2 separate regions of the Homo sapiens genome follow, and region 1 is linked to region 2. A link is a contact called in ENCODE Hi-C or POLR2A ChIA-PET data. All regions are on one chromosome and are shown on one strand. The core of a region is the stretch at or near the end of the contact, and the rest is flanking DNA. Distances in the headings are between cores, read along the strand shown. Region 1 has its middle 58 kb from the start of LINC02793. Region 2 overlaps RUNX3 (RUNX family transcription factor 3).

What was found. Hi-C counts contacts between places; a loop is a spot of excess contacts on that map. ChIA-PET counts read pairs that join two places held with the same protein, here RNA polymerase II (POLR2A). Pooled maps may share reads with other maps.
Region 1: a loop to region 2 is called in a pooled map, with 4 times the contacts of the local background. The contact joins two enhancer-like sites. A Hi-C loop is called at or near these places in 1 of 168 maps with a recorded cell type or tissue (DLD1), 1 of 37 single-sample maps with no recorded cell type and 6 of 50 pooled maps. POLR2A ChIA-PET finds 5 or more read pairs at or near these places in 3 of 52 experiments (GM12878, activated CD4-positive, alpha-beta memory T cell and activated naive CD8-positive, alpha-beta T cell).

What each region holds. Positions count from the first base shown.
Region 1 is chr1:25,096,188-25,102,604 of GRCh38, reverse strand. No RefSeq gene overlaps it. Among named protein-coding and RNA genes, the nearest start is that of LINC02793, 58 kb to the right of the region's middle. Within about 2 kb of position 2,309, at least 4 of the 41 ENCODE cell types and tissues checked have a DNase peak (open chromatin) inside an H3K27ac peak, as active enhancers do.
Region 2 is chr1:24,895,995-24,902,543 of GRCh38, reverse strand. It overlaps RUNX3 (RUNX family transcription factor 3), which reads left to right. Exons shown (of 5, transcript NM_004350.3): 5 at 1-3,033. The coding sequence ends at 422. Among named protein-coding and RNA genes, the nearest start is that of MIR6731, 20 kb to the left of the region's middle. RefSeq lists enhancers at 147-216, 297-366, 697-1,146, 1,914-1,963, 4,054-4,123. Within about 2 kb of position 3,468, at least 3 of the 41 ENCODE cell types and tissues checked have a DNase peak (open chromatin) inside an H3K27ac peak, as active enhancers do.

The DNA of each region.
Region 1 (6,417 bases), core at 1,060-3,559, 200 kb before region 2:
TGAGGTTGGAACGAGGCCATCCGTTATGGCTGGAGCAGAGTGAATGGGGGGCAAGGGTGGGGAGATGACATCAGAGAGATGGGTAGAGGCCAAATGAGGCAGATCTTGGTAAAGAGATGTCGAGAAGATGCCAGAGAGTTTGAACTGGGGCCCTCTAACTCCTTAGCTCCAGGCAGAACTCACCCCCCGTCCCCCACCCCGCGGCAAGTGGGTGAAGCCCTTGGAGAACGCAAGGACTCCAAGCCCAGGGCAGTTTCTTTCCTATCTGATTCTTTTGGGGGACAGAGTCTTGCTCTGTCGCCCAGGCTGAAGTGCAATAGCGTGATCTCAGCTCGCTGCAATCTCCACCTCCCAGGTTCAAGCAATTCTCCTGCCTCAGCCTCCTGAGCAGCTGGAATTACAGGTGTGTGCCACCATGCCTGGCTAATTTTTGTATTTTTAGTAGAGACAGGGTTTCACCATGTTGGCCAGGCTGGTGTCAAACTCCTGACCTCATGATCCACCCACCTCGGCCTCCCATAGTGCTGGGATTACAGGCGTGAGCCACTGTGCCTGTCCTGTCCCACCTGTTAGAGAAGAGGAAGGCAACCTGGTGTGTCAATGAGCCCAGAGCTGGGAGTATGGGGACCCGAGTTCTGGTTTGAGTGGTGTGTGAGACCTTGAACTGATCCCCTCTCCTCACTTGGCCTCAATCCTATCAGCTGTGGAGTGAGAGAATTGGAACAGAGGGCCCTCAGTTCTGCGGATGACACAGGAAGGAGAGGGGAGGAGGATAAAACAAAGCTCAAAGAGACTAAATGATACTCACGTGCATGGTGTCTGGCGGGGCTTGCAGCCGACTGCATCCAAAGCCACCCCAGGAGGTCATCATGATGAGGAAGTTTGGGTCTGTTTACTACGAGGTCAATGGCTGGCATCGTTCTCTGCTCAATTTTCACAGTTCCTTAGGGCTGAGAATGGACAGTCCTTTGCAGTACCAGCCAACGGACAGCAGAGGGCGCCAACTCAATGGTCAGGGATCCTGGAAGGAGGAAGTAGTTGGTCTGGAGTTTGCACAGGATGGTTGGTGGCTACCAAAGATTTCCCTTTCATAATAACCGGTGACAGCTGGTGTGTATCCATGTAGATTCATTGAACGAAGATTGACTATGGCTACTCTGCTGAGCATTGTTCTAGGTTTCAGGGAAACAGGGAATAATATAGGTCAGCAATGGCAAATGGCTTTTATATTTTTAAAAAATCAATTAATTAATTTTAATAACTTTTATCTTGAAGGTTTGCTTGCATTGGAGAACTATGCTTGGAAATTAGCGTTAAGAAAATTCTGAGGCTGCTTCCTGGCTCAGGGAGATAGGATAATGTGATTGATTAATCATGTCTGTCAGGGGGAGGTTGAGGAGGGGGCAGTGTGAGTGTCACTTCTCTAATGCAACCTTATTATGGGACAAGTGGGTAAATAAAGATGCAGAGATAGCAAGTTTATTTATATAGGGTCATGCTACTGGTAAGTGTTGGAGTTAGGACAATTGTGCAGTTTTCTAGTCATGTCTTTGGGCCTGAAGGAATGCATCTCCAGGCCTGCAGGGACTCTCTGGACAATGGTGCCATCACCAATGACCATTTTGGTAACCAGAATGCTTCCTGGTGGGGGAGGGCCTTTGATGTGGAGCCAACTGGGGTGGTGCTATGGTTTTGGGTGCTATGAAGGCCAAGCTGGTGGCCAGTGGGGGCAGGCTAGGCCATTCCAGAACCCAGAACCCATAGTTGGGACCAAACAGCTCAAAGCCAAGCAGTGGCAGAATTCAGGCTTGTCCCAGGCCACTGGACTGGGGAGTCCACGTTCGTTTTATGACCTCCACCCCACTTTGTGAGTTCCCACTGGCTTTGGATGGAGAAAGATGCGCTATGCCAGGCCCTGTGTGGGGACAGGGAGGTGCCTGAGCTAGAGTTCCTGTGTAAGGCATTTCCTGCCTATTGATGGGGACAGGTGTGGGGACAGCTTAACCCACACAAGGCAGAAGGGAGAGCTCCGCAGGACACCAGCAGAAAGGGGGAGATGGGAGGGGCAGTTACTTCTCTCTGGGGATGCCTGGGGAGGTGTCATGAAGGAAGTGCCTAAATATTTTTCTCTCATTACAAAAATAACTGTGTTTACTGCAGACAACTTTTTTTCAGAAAAAAAAATAAAATGATAAAAAGCCTCGAATCGATGTCATTACACAGAGACAGTGACTGATAGTATCTTTTTTTTCTTTTTTTGAGACATTGTCTTGCTCTGTCGCCCAGGCTGGAGTGCAGTGGTGTGACCTCAGCTCACTGCCACCTCCACCTCCCTGGTTAAAGCGATTCTCCTGCCTCAGCCTCCAGAGTAGCTGGGACTACAGGCGTGTGCCACCACACCCAGCTAATTTTTATATTTTTAGTAGAGACAGGGTTTCACCATGTTGACCAGGCTGGTCTTTAATTCCTGATCTCAGGTGATCCATCTGCCTCAGTTTCCCAAAGTACTGGGATTACAGGTGTGAGTCACTGTGCCCCACCAGTATCTTAATCATTTATTTACACATAACCACAATGATATCAGGTTGCATATATTTTTGAATTTTCTTTATTACTTAATGTAGTGGCTCTCAAAGTGTGACCCTTGACAGCAACATCCGTATCACCCGGGAGCTTGTCAGAAGTGCAAATTCTTGCTTTCCCTCTCAACCCCAAACCTCAGAGACTCTGGGGGTGGGGTCCAGTGGTCTGTGTTTTAACAAACCCTCCAGATTGTTCTGCTGCTCTGCAAATTCGTGAACCACTGACTTAGTGTATTATAAACAACTTCCCACTCTCTGACTGTCTTATGTTTAATGTGTGATCTTTTGTTGTACTGACCTGATGAATTCTGCTAAAGCAATGCTGTGGTGAACATCTTGGGTGCACGTATGTCCCTGTGCACACCGGGGCTTGTTTTGTGAGGTGCCCTTTGAGCTGAGCTAGTGACAGGAGGCAGGGGGTGGCTGCATGCAGAGAGAGGAGGGGAAGAGGCTGTGACCGCAGCTGTCTCTGACCTGGGACTGCGTGCAGACAGGAGGGACCAGAGCTCTTCTTCCCCATCACGCCCTCCCTGGAGTGGCTCTGGCAGAGCAGGAAGCAGGTGGTGAATGTGTCAACAGCAACTAGAAGCGACTTGGGCTAAAGGAGTCCAGATCTCTCGAGGCCGATGGTCAGTGCTGTCTGGTCAGCAAAGGGGAAGCTGCACTCTGCCAGGAGAAGACAGAGAAGAAAGAAGCAGCCAAAAACACGCTGCGGTGCCTTGTCCCTGCTGGCCTCAGCTTTGGTTTGTGATTGTTTTCTTGTATTTCTCCCTGCTTCCCCTCGCCTTGTGTATGGAGAAAAGATGGACTCTTTGGTCTGAGAATGCTCAACTCTGTGAGCCTTGATGTGAAATGCTGTCATTAATCCACCAGCTTTTGTCCTGTTTCCTGACATAGGCACCAGATTTCAAATTTGGGTCTCCATAGGTCCTCCCTGGACCCGTCAATTTCAGTGGCTCTACCCCAAAACACCCCAGCCCAGCCCCTTCAGAGAAGTCTCAAGACCTTGCTATCACTTTTTCTCTTGGCTCAGCTCCTGGGATTAGGCACGTGCAGATAGATCATTGTGGAAATGAGGGGGCAGCTCCCACCAGCTCACTAATTGGGATGATGAGTGAATAGGCAAGGAATGATCATGTGCTGAGGCCAACCGCTCTGCCCACTCAACCCCAATGGAGGGGAAGAGGCCGATGTTCTTACAGCCAGGAGCCAGTCTTAGCTGAGCCCAGGGCACTGCAGAGGGGCTGCACTTTTGGGTGGGAACTGCCCTGAAGCCCAAGGTGAAGCCAGCCCCTGCCTGTGACTGGGAAGAGCTGGCTGGGGCCCTGCTCAGGTGCAGCCCAGACTTGGGCACTGCTCCTGCCAGTCCACGGCTCAGCAACTTGCTGGGGCTCCACAGGCCCATTAAAGTGCTCACCTGGGGTGGAAGCCCACCTTTCTATGGCCCCAGATCTCTTCAGCTGTATCCCTTAGAAGAGTGCCTGATAAATATTGGTACAACGAATGAATGAATGAAGATGTCCCCCTCCAGCTAGGCAGCTAGATCTTGTATTACCCTTGAAATGCAGGTTATGTGTTTCTGCCACCTTCTTCTCTACTTATCCAAATTCTGCTAGTGCCTCAGCGCCTGGTCTACAGTACGTACTCAGTGTATGTGTGTTGATGTCCTCCTGTGGCTATGTGGCTCCGTGTCTACCTGTGCCCTGAGCTGTGTGTGTGTGTGTGTGTGTGTGTGTGTGTGTGTGTGTTGGAGTTGGGGTTTCTCTGTACTCCCTACAGAGCCCAGAGTTGTGCCAGGCTCAAACCAGGTCCAGACAAGGCAGCAGGAGAGTGACAGTCCTGCCACAGCCCACTCCTGATAGGGCTGAAGCAGTCTGTAAGTCCCAGATCCCTCCCCATTTGAGTTGGGAAGAGAATGTTCTTTGTTGGGTTGTCCACATTTATCACCAAATTTTACTCACCCTGATTCCAGAAAGGATGATGATGTGCTGATGCTAGAAACAGTGATTCAAGGCTAGAAGAACAAGAGCAGGAAATGGAACCAGGATGGTGGTACCAGAAAATCGGGCTGTGCCCAAACGTGTCTCTGAGCTGCTCCTTCACCAAGAGACCCACAGGATCACTGGCTTTTGGGTTTGGACAGGTACCTTCATGGTCCCCTGTGGAGCATGTGACAGAGGACATAGCCTATCGTTGAACCACAGGAACCAGATTCCAAGCCCAGCTCTTCTCTTTGTAGAACCTTGGACACATTTCCTTAAATTTGGGAAAAATCTCAAGCCATTATGTCTTAACATTTCTTTCCTGTCCCACTCTCGCTCACCTCTCCTTCTGAGACTCCAATCACACATACGTTAGACATTGTGATCTTGTCCCAAAGGTTCCTGAGGCTCTGTTCACCTTTCTTCAATTTTTGTTTGTCTCTTGGTTCTTCACATTGGGTAATTTCCATTGATTTGCCTTCAGGTTCACTGACCCTTTCTTCTTCCATCTCCAATCTGCTTGTTAAGCCCATCTAGTGATTTATTTATTATTTATTTATTTATTTTTTGAGACAGCGTTTCACTACCATTGCCCAGGCTGGAGCGCAGTGGTGCGATCTCCGCTTACTGCAACCTCCGCCTCCTGGGCTCAAGCTATTCTCCTGCCTTGGCCTCCCGAGTAGCTGGGACTACAGGCGCACATCACTGTGCCCAGCTAATTTTTGTGTGTGTTTTTTGTAGAAATAAGGTTTCACCATGTTGCCCAGGCTGGCCTTGAACTCCTGAGCTCAAGTGATCCGCCTGCCTCAGCCTCCCAAAGTGCTGGGATTATAGGCATGAGGCTCTGTGCCCAGCCTAGTGAATTTTTAAATTTTACTCATTGTATTTTTCAGTTCCAGGACGCTCATGTGGTTCTGTTAAAAATAGTTTCCATTTCTCTGCTGAGATGGGGTTGCATTTTCCTATTTTTGCATGTGTTACTTTTTGCCTGTAAACCATGCATGACTCATTGTAAAGATTCTGGATTCTCTTATCTTTCTCTGAAGGTTGTTGATTTGTGTTCAGTTAGATAATTAATCACTGGCCGATCACCTTAAGTGTGTGTGTGTGGGTTTGGTTTTACACTTTGTTAGGGCAGACCTGTGTGAAGCCCAAGCTTTCTTCCAAGCCCTTTTAACTTGGCGGGACTCAGTCTCTGCATTCCTTCTTCCCTGTGGTCATCGCCAAGGCTTGGCTTTCAGCTTTGGTAGAGAGGATCTAGAGTAGCCTCATTCAAGGCCAGGGTTTCTCAACCTTGGAATGATTGGCATTTGGGCCAGGGCAGTTCTCCGTGGTGGGGGCTGTCCTGTGCGTTGTAGAATGTTTAGCCGCATCCCTGGCCTCTACCTAACAGATGCCAGTAGCAACCCTCACAGTTATGACAACCAAAAATGTCTCCAGACTTTGCCAAATGTCTTCAGAGGGCCAGAATCATTCCTTATTAAGAACCATTGCTCTAGTGTATGGTCCTTCCTTGGAGATATTTGGGAAGAGCCTCTCATTAACTTTTGATAATCTCCTGAAATGAGGTTACACACCCATCACACAGGGCCTTCCACTCAGCTGAGAGAAGAATCTGTTCCATTACTTCCCCTCACTGTGGAGGACACTACAAATTTACATGCGTTAGCATCAGTCCTGGAGCAATCTTGAGAATATCACAACTAAATTGCCCTGTAATCTTTAGGGTGTTAAATTAGCTACATGTGAATATTTGAAATAGATCTTGATATTTGCACTTTGTGTCAGTATTTCCTCCCACTTTTTAATATGATCAGCCTTCCAAGATGGAAGAGATGGGGGCTCCACTTGCC
Region 2 (6,549 bases), core at 2,219-4,718:
CTGCCTTCCCCTACAGCGCCACGCCCTCGGGCACGAGCATCAGCAGCCTCAGCGTGGCGGGCATGCCGGCCACCAGCCGCTTCCACCATACCTACCTCCCGCCACCCTACCCGGGGGCCCCGCAGAACCAGAGCGGGCCCTTCCAGGCCAACCCGTCCCCCTACCACCTCTACTACGGGACATCCTCTGGCTCCTACCAGTTCTCCATGGTGGCCGGCAGCAGCAGTGGGGGCGACCGCTCACCTACCCGCATGCTGGCCTCTTGCACCAGCAGCGCTGCCTCTGTCGCCGCCGGCAACCTCATGAACCCCAGCCTGGGCGGCCAGAGTGATGGCGTGGAGGCCGACGGCAGCCACAGCAACTCACCCACGGCCCTGAGCACGCCAGGCCGCATGGATGAGGCCGTGTGGCGGCCCTACTGACCGCCCTGGTGGACTCCTCCCGCTGGAGGCGGGGACCCTAACAACCTTCAAGACCAGTGATGGGCCGGCTCCGAGGCTCCGGGCGGGAATGGGACCTGCGCTCCAGGGTGGTCTCGGTCCCAGGGTGGTCCCAGCTGGTGGGAGCCTCTGGCTGCATCTGTGCAGCCACATCCTTGTACAGAGGCATAGGTTACCACCCCCACCCCGGCCCGGGATACTGCCCCCGGCCCAGATCCTGGCCGTCTCATCCCATACTTCTGTGGGGAATCAGCCTCCTGCCACCCCCCCGGAAGGACCTCACTGTCTCCAGCTATGCCCAGTGCTGCATGGGACCCATGTCTCCTGGGACAGAGGCCATCTCTCTTCCAGAGAGAGGCAGCATTGGCCCACAGGATAAGCCTCAGGCCCTGGGAAACCTCCCGACCCCTGCACCTTCGTTGGAGCCCCTGCATCCCCTGGGTCCAGCCCCCTCTGCATTTACACAGATTTGAGTCAGAACTGGAAAGTGTCCCCCACCCCCACCACCCTCGAGCGGGGTTCCCCTCATTGTACAGATGGGGCAGGACCCAGCACGCTGCTGGCAGAGATGGTTTGAGAACACATCCAAGCCAGTCCCCCCAGCCCAGCTTCCCCTCCGTTCCTAACTGTTGGCTTTCCCCCAGCCGCACGGGTCCCAGGCCCCAGAGAAGATGAGTCTATGGCATCAGGTTCTTAAACCCAGGAAAGCACCTACAGACCGGCTCCTCCATGCACTTTACCAGCTCAACGCATCCACTCTCTGTTCTCTTGGCAGGGCGGGGGAGGGGGGATAGGAGGTCCCCTTTCCCCTAGGTGGTCTCATAATTCCATTTGTGGAGAGAACAGGAGGGCCAGATAGATAGGTCCTAGCAGAAGGCATTGAGGTGAGGGATCATTTTGGGTCAGACATCAATGTCCCTGTCCCCCCTGGGTCCAGCCAAGCTGTGCCCCATCCCCCAAGCCTCCTGGGAGGATCCAGCCAAATCTTGCGACTCCTGGCACACACCTGTCTGTAACCTGTTTTGTGCTCTGAAAGCAAATAGTCCTGAGCAAAAAAAAAAAAAAAACAAAAAAACAAAAAAAAAACAAAACAGTTTTTAAAACTGATTTTAGAAAAAGAAGCTTAATCTAACGTTTTCAAACACAAGGTCTCTTACAGGTATAGTTCCGTGATTATGATAGCTCTGTGATTATAAGCAACATCCCCGCCCCCTCTCCCCCCCGCGGACCCCCAGCTGCCTCCTGAGGGTGTGGGGTTATTAGGGTCTCAATACTTTCTCAAGGGGCTACACTCCCCATCAGGCAGCATCCCACCAGCCTGCACCACAGGCTCCCCTGGGAGGACGAGGGAAACGCTGATGAGACGCTGGGCATCTCTCCTCTGTGGCTCTAGGACATCTGTCCAGGAGGCTGGGCGGAGGTGGGCAGGATGTGAGAGGTGGGGAGTACTGGCTGTGCGTGGCAGGACAGAAGCACTGTAAAGGGCTCTCCAGCCGCAGCTCAGCTGCACTGCGTTCCGAGGTGAAGTCTTGCCCCTGAATTTTGCAAAATGGGAAAGTGGGCGCTTGCCCAAGGGCCAGGCTGCATGGATTCTCACATCAGAGTTCTCTGGCCCTAGAAAGGCTTAGAAAAGGCGTAAGGGAACTCATAAAGGCTAGCAGCATGCGGTATTTTAACTTTCTGCCTCGGCCTCTGTGGATGCAGAAATCTGCCCTACAAAATGCTCTTCATTGGTTGTCTCTGTGAGAGCACTGTCCCCACCCAACCTGTCACAACGGCCAGAACCATACACCAGAGACACACTGGCAGGTTAGGCAGTCCTTCTGGTGATCCTATTCCATTCCCTCCTGCTGCGGTTTCTCTTGGCCTGTCCTCACTGGAAAAACAGTCTCCATCTCCTCAAAATAGTTGCTGACTCCCTGCACCCAAGGGGCCTCTCCATGCCTTCTTAGGAAGCAGCTATGAATCCATTGTCCTTGTAGTTTCTTCCCTCCTGTTCTCTGGTTATAGCTGGTCCCAGGTCAGCGTGGGAGGCACCTTTGGGTTCCCAGTGCCCAGCACTTTGTAGTCTCATCCCAGATTACTAACCCTTCCTGATCCTGGAGAGGCAGGGATAGTAAATAAATTGCTCTTCCTACCCCATCCCCCATCCCCTGACAAAAAGTGACGGCAGCCGTACTGAGTCTGTAAGGCCCAAAGTGGGTACAGACAGCCTGGGCTGGTAAAAGTAGGTCCTTATTTACAAGGCTGCGTTAAAGTTGTACTAGGCAAACACACTGATGTAGGAAGCACGAGGAAAGGAAGACGTTTTGATATAGTGTTACTGTGAGCCTGTCAGTAGTGGGTACCAATCTTTTGTGACATATTGTCATGCTGAGGTGTGACACCTGCTGCACTCATCTGATGTAAAACCATCCCAGAGCTGGCGAGAGGATGGAGCTGGGTGGAAACTGCTTTGCACTATCGTTTGCTTGGTGTTTGTTTTTAACGCACAACTTGCTTGTACAGTAAACTGTCTTCTGTACTATTTAACTGTAAAATGGAATTTTGACTGATTTGTTACAATAATATAACTCTGAGATGTGTGGAAGGAGTCCAGTGCCCGGTTTCTAGGGCTATGCATGGAGGTGGGGTGGGGTGGGGGAGAGGATGGAGACCTCCTGCTGTTGCCCAGGAGGAACAGGAACAGAGACACCCAGCACCTTCATCTCCTTGCTTCCAACTTCTTCAGGAATGGCCGCAGAGACCACCCTGGCCACAGGACAGCCGGTGAGGCCTGCTCCTGTATGGCTGGGACCCCAGGAGAGCATCAAATAGGTCTTCAAAGTGCCACAACCCTTCCACCAATCATGAGCGGGCTGTGAGTCTTCCCAGCCGTGTTGGGAGGAATTCCTATGCCTGTTCCTCAGATTCACATTTCGGGAGGGGGCAGAGGCAGAGGGAGAGTCCAAGTGCCTTGGTGAGAACCCCCCTCTGAGGCTCGTGTTTCAAGATCTGTGGCAAGCTAGCAGCAGTGGGGATTGGGAGTAAGCGGCAACTTCAGTGCCCCCATTTTGCAGATGAGACAACTGCGGTGCAAAGAAGGAGTGTCATCAAGGTCCATGTCTCCCTGGGGTTGTCCATGGCTGAACTGGGACCACAGCCCAACAATGGTAGCATGGGTGTGATGGTGTGGGGACCTGGCTTGACAGCCCCCCTCCCACCTTGCCAGCAAGGAGGCCTGGTCCACTTGGGATTTGTACCAACACACAGCCCAGAGCCTGGCCAGTTGGGATTTGTGAAGGGAAATTTTTACAAAACAGACCTTATTTTTGAGTGATGCCCACCGACTTCAAAAACCACTCCCAAAGCTTTGCCCTGCTCAGTTTGGTTGGTCTGCCTGAAACTCAGCTCCCAACAAGAAGCTTCCATTTCCCTAGCCCGGCATCCCCTTTTACCCAAAAGACAGCAGGTCCATCTCTGGACAGGACCTCAGCCGTGGCTACAGAACTTCTCTGTTGGTCTGCTCTGGGCAGCCTCTGCCAGGGTTGGTCCTGAAACGGCATCTACATGGCCAAAACTGTTTCTATTTATTTGGGGTCACTTTGTAGGGGATGGTAGCACTCCTCACCAGGCACACTTTGGTGCCACAGCAGATCGGAGAGGAGCTGTGCCCTCCAGAGTTCCTGACTCAAATCTCCATCACCTGCACCCTAGCAGGCACGAACCAGCACACCCAGCTTGCCAAGGGGAAACTCAAGGTCCCGAGAAGTCTCAGCTTGCCTGAGGTCCCAGGGCTGCGGGAGGAAGTGCTGCAGTAGCCACAGCAGCCTGCAGGTGGCAATAGGGGGCGGCATCCCTGGGCAGCAGGTGGAGAGAGTGGACATCATCCCCTTTGGACAAGGGTGAGGAGAGGCTGCCTTGGTTACAGCAAGAATTCAGGTAAGGTATTAAGAAGAACTTCCCAACCTCAGGTGACTCATTCCCGAAAGGGCCAGCTAAAGGTCTTGATGTGGGGAAGGTTTTCCCTTCCCGAGCCGTGTGGCAGTGGGAGGTCCCTGTCCCTCTCTGAGTCTCCCTTTTTGGTCATACGCTGAATGAGCACCGGCCGTGTGCCAGGTGTGGAGTAGGACCCCACACCCCATAATCGTCTGCTTTGGGACAGGGTGTACCTGGCTTGAAGGCAGGGTTGACTTTCATAGTTTTACAACCCTGGCCTCCTGGACCCTGGGCCCAGCCCCACCCATGTCCCCTGAGCCACCAGCAAGAGCTTAGGTCATGTAGAAGCCAGTTCAGATTGAGGAAGCCATTTAGTTCCACAGCCTGGGAGCCCCTGGACTCCAGAATTCCGCTTTGGAGGCTCTAGGAGTCCTGTTGATCTGGGCTGGACTTTGAGTCCCTCCAGTTTCTTCAGCCCCCACAGCTTGAGGTTGGCCCAGATGGGCCCAATGATGGACCCAGAGAGCCGGCTGTGGCCTGGGGGCTCCCAGAAGTGGCCTCCTGTGGGGTGAAGTGGCCCAGATGGACCCGCCTTGCCGGCCCCTAGGAGCAGCCCTGCCACTGTTGGGCTGTGGCCATGGGGATGGCTTTGGCTTTTACACTGAGCAATGGATGTCCTGGCAGTGAGGCTACAGGCCAGAGATGACACATTCCCACGTTAGGGCCTGGTGAGGGCTTGAGGAGATGGCGCGGGGTGGGGCCAGTGCCGTGGGTAGGGGAGGGCAGGGCTGGATGCAGACCCAGCCCTGCCTCCCTCCTCAGCCCCGGCCTCTCCTCTGCTCCAGACTGCACCCCCGCATAAATGCAGCCCCCCAGCATGGCCCAGAGGGCAGCTCTCAGCTGCACCAAACAACCCAGCCTGGCCACGTGAGTAGAGAATACACCTCAGTGGGTCGGTTCATTTTGGGGTCGTAAATGAAATGAGCTGTCAAATGGGACGGGGGCAGGAGGGAGGCCAGAGTGAAAGAATGAACTGTTCCTGGCAGAAATCCAAAATGCCCCTCATTCCTCCCCATGAGGGCTCCAGAGCTGGGAGGGGTGAGGGGCCACATCGCCCCGACATCCGCAGCCACACCTGTGTGGTCCAGTGGCTGGGGAAGCCTGGGGAGCCGGATCCCGCGCTTCCTATTTTTAGTTTTGCAGCTAAGAGTGCGCTGTGTGTTTTATATATTTATATTCACCCACAGAAAGGGCCTGCCCTGGGCCTGGCCCAGGGGACCTATCATGGGAAGGGGAGTGCGGCAGCCCTGGAGCCGGCCTGGACTACCCTCCTTTGTGCCCACCCTGACGGCTGGCAGCAATGTGGGCTCTCTGGTGTCCAAACACACCATTTGGGCCACACCACCCCACTCAGCTCATTGGGCTGGGTGTCTTTGAGGCCTTGGCCAGAATTCATTCACTCATTCACCAGACACAGAGCCCCACCCCACCCTCAGGTGCCAGACACCAAGAACAAGGTGAACAAGTCACAGCCATGGCCTCAGGGATCTCACAGGGCAGACAGACAGGAAAGCAGGTTGTGCCAGCCCAGTGTGGATCAGGGCAAACAAGCCAAGCTCCTCAGAGAAAATGTCTCTCCCCCGAGATCAGATGGAAAGATGAGTAGGAATGGATCAAGCAGAGATGTGGCAGGAGGGAATCCCATGTGCAAAGGCCTGGAGAACCAGGTGTCGCTGAGCTGGGAGGATGGTGGGGCAAGTGGCGCAATGGTGATGGGAGGTGGGAGAGGATCCATGTCAGGGGTCAGTGGCACGGGGGAGCCAAGCGGAGATGTATGTGTTGGATGGGAGCACCATCATGGTGCGGACTGGGGATGAGGGTCCAGAGACCTGTTCACAGGCTACTAAAATAGTCCAGGCAAAGGAGAAGCCTGTGCAGAATGACAGAGGGAGGAGCTAAGAGGTATCTTAGACATCATTAGCACCAAAGTCACAGGAAGGGCACCATGCCCCAAACCTCAGGTTTGAATGTCTCTCAATCTCTCAGGGTTAGTGGCATTTCATGTGCCACTGGGGGCAAGGTCTTAACAATAGTCTTTATTATCACCCAGTTGGCAATTGCCCCCTCCCTCTCCACCACTTCACAAGTGAAGCCTTATGTCCTGCCTCAGTTTCCTTATAGAACCATGTGA